Linked DNA regions of Homo sapiens: region 2 is linked to region 1. A link is a contact called in ENCODE Hi-C or POLR2A ChIA-PET data. All regions are on one chromosome and are shown on one strand. Each heading gives the region's core, a stretch centred on a gene start or an enhancer-like site at or near the end of the contact. The rest is flanking DNA. Distances are from core to core; before and after follow the strand shown.

Region 1 (2,978 bases), core at 322-2,821:
GTTTCCCTATGTTATCAACTTACCATGTCTAAGTGAAGCACCCAGAATGTGAATCCCCTAGAAGATATATACAATGAGAGGATCTTTCTCCCTAGGTTTTATTCCTGGAAATTTTTAGAAACCCAGAACTAAAATTGGAATTAATAAATTTTTCTAATTATGAGATAGAAAAGCAGAAGTAACAAGAGTTTGAAATTTTAATGTCAGAACTTTTTTGAAGAATGTTCATAATTATAGCAAGGGAAGAAGTGATGAATCAGTTAAGGGAACTTTATTATCGCCAGACACAAGACTTTTGTTGTGTGTTGCTTGTGACGCTAACTCCATCTCTAGTTACTTAATGTTCCCAGATTCGTGACTATTTTGTCATTCAAAGATCAAACATTTCATTTTCCTTCCTTCTCTTTCCTCTTAGGTGTTTCAGCAGCAATTAAGTCATGCTGTGGAATGCTTAAGTGCAGTAACAAATGTCATGAAAACTGAACATACAGCTAATTTTACTTCTCATGAATAGAGTTCCTGTGGTTTCACTTCAAGACTAATGGAGGGGATGCATTCCATCCTTATTCTCTACTTTAAATCGCTGAGATTAGCTTCAGGGATCCAGCTTCCATTCAGCCTAAATTTTTCAACATTGTGGGCTTATTCCATATAGTTCTGATCTCTTGTTGATGCCCTGGGCCTCAGGAACTACTGGAATGAATTGTTATTTTTTATTCATTTTTAGAACTGCATTTTTAGGACGGGGAGTGGTGGCTTATGCCTTAATCCCAGCACTTTGGGAGCCCGAGGCGGGTGAATCACCTAAGGTCAGGAGTTCGAGACCAGCCTGGCCAACATAGTGAAACCCCCGTGTCTACTAAAAATACAAAAAAATTAGCTAGGCATGATGGCGCCTGCCTGTAGTCCCAGCTACTCCGGAAGCTGAGGCAGGAGAATGGCTTGAACCCAGGAGGTGGAGGTTGCAGTGAGCCGAGATCATGCCATTGCACTCCAGCCTAGGTGACAGAGTAAGACTCCTTAAAAAAAAAAAAAAAAAAAAAAAAAAAACCAAAAAACCTGCGTTTTTAAGGGGAGGCTTTCCAACCATGATTAACTTCATTTTCTGTAGGTCCATGAAAGACCTCCTCCTCCTTCTCCACCTCCCTCTACAATATATGAGTATTTTCTCCACCTCCCTCTACAATATGTAAGTATCCTACCAAACCTCCATGAAAAGGTAAAGAAATGTACTTTGGAAGGAATAAGCAGGAGAGGGACTTCCTTTATTTCCCAATTACTATAATACTATTTGGCATCAGTTAGTAAACAGGGTTTGAAAAGGAAATGAGGATTTGGTAAAAGTGACTGAATTGTCCCACAGTTTTTACAGAGTCAAGAGGATCCTATGAATTTCCCACTGGGTTAAAAATATGACACAATCCAAGGAGACAGCATACCCAGTAGTGCCGTGTAGACTGTCGTAAACACCGTTTCACCAGGCTGCACAGATGATGCTGCTCTTCCCTTCACCTCCCATCCTGTCGAAAAGGTTTTGTTATTTTGTGCTCATTTCAGAAGCTGATGTGTAAATGGTGTGTATTTCTGTTGCCATGACAACCCAGCAGCAATTGGCCTGGGCTTCTTACCAGAGTACAAATGTGCTCTTGACACGATGCTTATCAGACTTTGCCAGACAATTTTCCCTCCTGGATTCACACAAAAGGTTTCGAAGACTCCTAACTGCATTTAGAGGAGAGACAGGCTGAAATTTCGCACTTGGCTCACATGAATGATGAAGCTCTAAAGCTCTGATCCCCTGCTGAAGTCATCGTGTTCTAGTCTATCATTTCAGTACTCTGGGGGCAACTCTGTATAATTAAAGAGGACCAAGTATAAATGTGGCAAAAAAATCTTGCTGGCTACCAGAACTGGGCTTTTGTTGATGTTTCATGTGACACATAACTGTCTCTGCATTTAATAAAAGGTCACTGTGACTGCCTATGTTCTTATTCATATTTTGGCTCGTCAAATTTGTGTGTAGGTGCCATACCAAGAGAAAAACAAAACCCAACAATGCAAACAAACTGAATGATCCCTCGGGCCCTTCTCACACACTCGTGGGCTCTGTTTTGTGTCCTTGTCCCTAGTGACCAAAAAATTTCAACTCATAATAATTTGTGCCATGTTACACACAACTTTCGATCATTTAGGGATGGACTGTCTAAATTTTGGAGCTCTTTGGTGCCTTCATTTCTCCTCCTTGTCCTTCCCACTACTGCTGTATCTGCCATTTTGCCAGCATCTCTTTCAGAGGGCAAATAGAGGAAATGAAACACACATTGTTTAATTTGACACTTATTAGCACCCCTCCAAAGGCTTTTATTAGGACAATGGGAACTAGTGAAATGACTTGTGGGGATTATCTGTGGTTCATGCCAACCCTGTTTCCAGAATCATGTGCAATCTTTAGTTGGCTCTATTTCGAAATAGCTTCTATTAGTTATCTCATTATTTCGATAAGGTAGCTCATGAAGTCAAATAAATACCAGCTGCTTCTTTAAAAAGAAATCTTTGTGTCTCTCAAAAAGTGAGAGCTATTGAGATGTGAGGTAGAAAAGGCTACAGGATATTTCAAGGTGATTGTAGTTTTGTTTGGATCCTACTTACCAGTTGCAAGTTGACCCATTGAAAGGAAAATTAACTACATTAGGATTCAGCCACAAATGTCAGCCGTGTCTTCAAGCAAGCGGTTTAAAGCTCACGGATTTCAGTTCCCTCATCTGTAAAATAAGAAAATTTGACAACATTAATTCTAAGGTCTGCTCCAGGCCTAAAATTCTGTTTCCCTCTGGGAATTCTGGAAAACCTAAGCCCCAACCTTGCTGATGCATTTTGATAAATTAGGGTTGAAAAATACGAGGGGTAACCGTAAGAGAGAATCATCCAAAAACCCAAAATCAACATTGAAGCCACTTCCAGTCCTAAATTTTTGGCCT
Region 2 (2,974 bases), core at 413-2,912, 180 kb before region 1:
TCTTTGAGAAGAAATAATAATAGCATTTTTAAAAAGGCCTGGATAGTTGTTCTTAATGAAGTTGCAAGATATGCTTATTTAACCTGAAGACATGGGCTGAGGGATGCTGAATCACTTCAATACTTGCAACTATGGCAGCTTCAGGACAGAGATGAGCTTAGACTACCAACCAAAGAAAACTAAAATGAAAAAACTGTGTTCAGTGTACACTGCTCAGGTGATGGGTGTGCCAAAATCTCAGAAATCACCACTAAAGAACATATTCACGTCACCAAACACCACCTGTTCCCCAAAGAGCTATTGAAATAAATAGGGTGGGCGTAGGTGGCTCAAGCCTGTAATCTTAGCACTTTGGGAAGCCGACGTGGTTGGATCACTTGAGGTCAGGAGTTTAAGACCAGCCTGACCAACATGTTGAAACCCTCTCTCTACTAAAAATACAAATATTAGCTGGGCGTGGTGGTGTACGCCTGTAATCCCAGCTACTCAGGTCGTTGGGACATGAGAATCACTTGAACTCAGAGGCTGTGCACTCCAGCGCAACTGCACTCCAGCCTGGGTGATAGAGGAAGATGCTATCTCAAAAAAAAAAAATGGAAAGAAAAAGCTGTGTTCAAACTTCAAACTGAGACTATAAAAGTTTGGGCAGTTACTGTAATCTCCTTAAAAATTTGGCCAGAATGTACAGACCACATTTGGATCCTGATTTGATCCAGAAATAGATGAGACAATTGGGAAAACTTGACCATAGACTTGATATTTGAGGATAGGAAATAATTTTTAATAAATGTATTAGGTTTGGTAGTGATATTATGGTTATCGTTCTTCAGAGTCTTTGTATTTTAGAGAAACATAATAAAATATTGCAGGATAAAATCATATGTCTGGGGTTGGCTTTAGAATCATCCAACTAAGGAGAACAAAATTGTGTGAGGTTGCATGCATGGATGTAAGGGTGTGTGGGCAGAGATGAATTGTTGAAGCTGGCTCAAGGAGTTTCATTATATAATACTCTCAACATTTGTATATTGTGAAAATTTTCATAATAAGTTGAAAAGCAAGGAAAAAAACAACTTAGTTTCAACGGCTAATTGTTTCTACTGGGGTGGAGAGAAGTAATGAAAATGCCAGAGGGAAAAGGGTGTTTTTTTTTCAGGGCTGACTAATCTTAGTAATGGATTTTCACTCCTGGCCTTAGTCCAGGGGTGCAGAGCTTTGGATTCTTAAGGTCGCTGACTCATCAGAAGAAAATAAAACGAGGACATAAGTTTTTAATCTTAAAAATTTAAAAAAAATTGTTTTTAAGACACCGAGAGCACTAACTTTGAAAATTTAAGAAATTAAGAGAGAAATCACAGGATTTGAATCACTAAGTAATTGTGATAATAAGTTGATGTCTTTGAGTAAAAAAACGTTTTTTTTTCTTTCTTTTTTTTTTTTTTTTTGGCTGCTTGGCATTCACTATCTCTTTCTAATAGCACTGCCAGTTTCCAAACACATCCGCTCTATCATGTACAGCCTTCATGGGAGAGGAAATCCAGTGGTCTGCCTCTTACTTCATAAGCTCCTTCTTCTCATGACCTGGCCAAGGGAGGTCACTGAGATTTTCACAAAAGGTTTACCCTAGCAGTGACCTCCTTGACCAGACTGTTCCTGCTGGGAAACCAATCCTTTGGCTCCCACTTTCTAGTCCTTAGAGCTACCCTGGATCCTGCCAATCTCCAAGGCCCGTTCTCTTAGCTTGCCTACATGATTCTCATTGATACCAAGTTTCTTACGCTAACCTGTCTTTTGCTGGAAGTAGCCAGAGTTGGATTTTTGCCATTAGTGAGCAAAAAGTTTATTCCTCTGTTGTGAGTTAAGGTCAATTAAACGCTACTAGAGAAAGAGGCTGTCAGCCAGAAAGAGGAATAGAATGATTAAGGGAGCAGCTGGAGAAAGAGCAAAGAAGGGGTTTGTGGGAGCAAAATTCAGCAGAAAGCTATAATAGATGAGGCACTGGAGAAAGACAGTAAGACCATTTGTTTTTGCCTATCCTTTCTCTGCTTCTTAACAAGAACCAGATTCCCCTCCACCACCTTACCCCAATTCCTGCCAAAGATCTCTGTTGCTCTTCTTCAGATCCTACCCCTCCCACTCAAAGCTGCAAACTGTCCAGGGCCAATCAGTAGCTTCACAGGCGCATTCTATCCCTGTACTTCCCCACCCAGCCAACCAGGAGCCTCATCTCGGCTAACTTGCCATGTACCCCAACCCTGCCAACTCCCTGCCCAACAGGGAGGGGCTGAATTTCCATCACTCTTGGCACATTTATCCACACTATCTGCTGTTATCTTAGACCTGCTTTGCCCCTTTTTGTCTCTGATAATCATCATAGGTTGAAATTCTCTGAGGATGACCTGAATAGAAAATTAAAACTTGTATCTTTTCACAGAAACTCTTTTGTTTTAGAACTAGTCAAGGGTGGTTTTTGGAGGAGACAATGTCAGTCAACTTAACAATAACCCACAACCTTTGAACCAACTCAGAAATGCCCTTTCAAAAATATAGCATAGGTCTTTAATGTAATTTCTTTTTAAGTAAACATGAATTTAAACAGCCAAGCAAATGTAGACCCTATTAAAATAATGTCCTCAGAGGCTACCAGGTTATTCTAACTATGCTGCCGTTTCTTCTCATATTTTTGAAACTCATTTCTGGTCATTTCTTTTAGCATCTAAAGCCTGATTTTTCTCATTCAATGAATATGTTCTGAGTGTCTAGCATGTTACAAACTTTGGGCCAGGGACTGGTGAAGAAGAGGTTATGGTTTTTAAACTCCGAGTCTCAGAAAGGGCACAGATACAAAAGCACTTATAAAAAGCAAGAGATCCAGATAATGAATTTCTAAATAATCAAGTGCTGTTAGGACTGTCTACAGTTTGAAGGAAATTCTTTACAGCATCCAAAAGTAAGCAAATTGACTTTTTTTTTT

Evidence for each region. Hi-C counts contacts between places; a loop is a spot of excess contacts on that map. ChIA-PET counts read pairs that join two places held with the same protein, here RNA polymerase II (POLR2A). Pooled maps may share reads with other maps.
Region 2: a map of endothelial cell of umbilical vein shows a loop between it and region 1 (2.2-fold over the local background). The contact joins two enhancer-like sites. A Hi-C loop is called at or near these places in 1 of 168 maps with a recorded cell type or tissue (endothelial cell of umbilical vein), 1 of 37 single-sample maps with no recorded cell type and 2 of 50 pooled maps. POLR2A ChIA-PET finds 5 or more read pairs at or near these places in 2 of 52 experiments (both activated T-cell).

What each region holds. Positions count from the first base shown.
Region 1 is chr6:25,013,969-25,016,946 of GRCh38, reverse strand. It overlaps LOC102724765 (a long non-coding RNA gene), which reads left to right. Exons shown (of 2, transcript NR_187803.1): 2 at 1,364-1,995. It also overlaps a transcript of RIPOR2 not described here. Among named protein-coding and RNA genes, the nearest start is that of RIPOR2, 79 kb to the right of the region's middle. Within about 2 kb of position 1,571, at least 12 of the 41 ENCODE cell types and tissues checked have a DNase peak (open chromatin) inside an H3K27ac peak, as active enhancers do.
Region 2 is chr6:25,191,964-25,194,937 of GRCh38, reverse strand. It overlaps the pseudogene RNY5P5. Among named protein-coding and RNA genes, the nearest start is that of CARMIL1, 86 kb to the left of the region's middle. Within about 2 kb of position 1,662, at least 15 of the 41 ENCODE cell types and tissues checked have a DNase peak (open chromatin) inside an H3K27ac peak, as active enhancers do.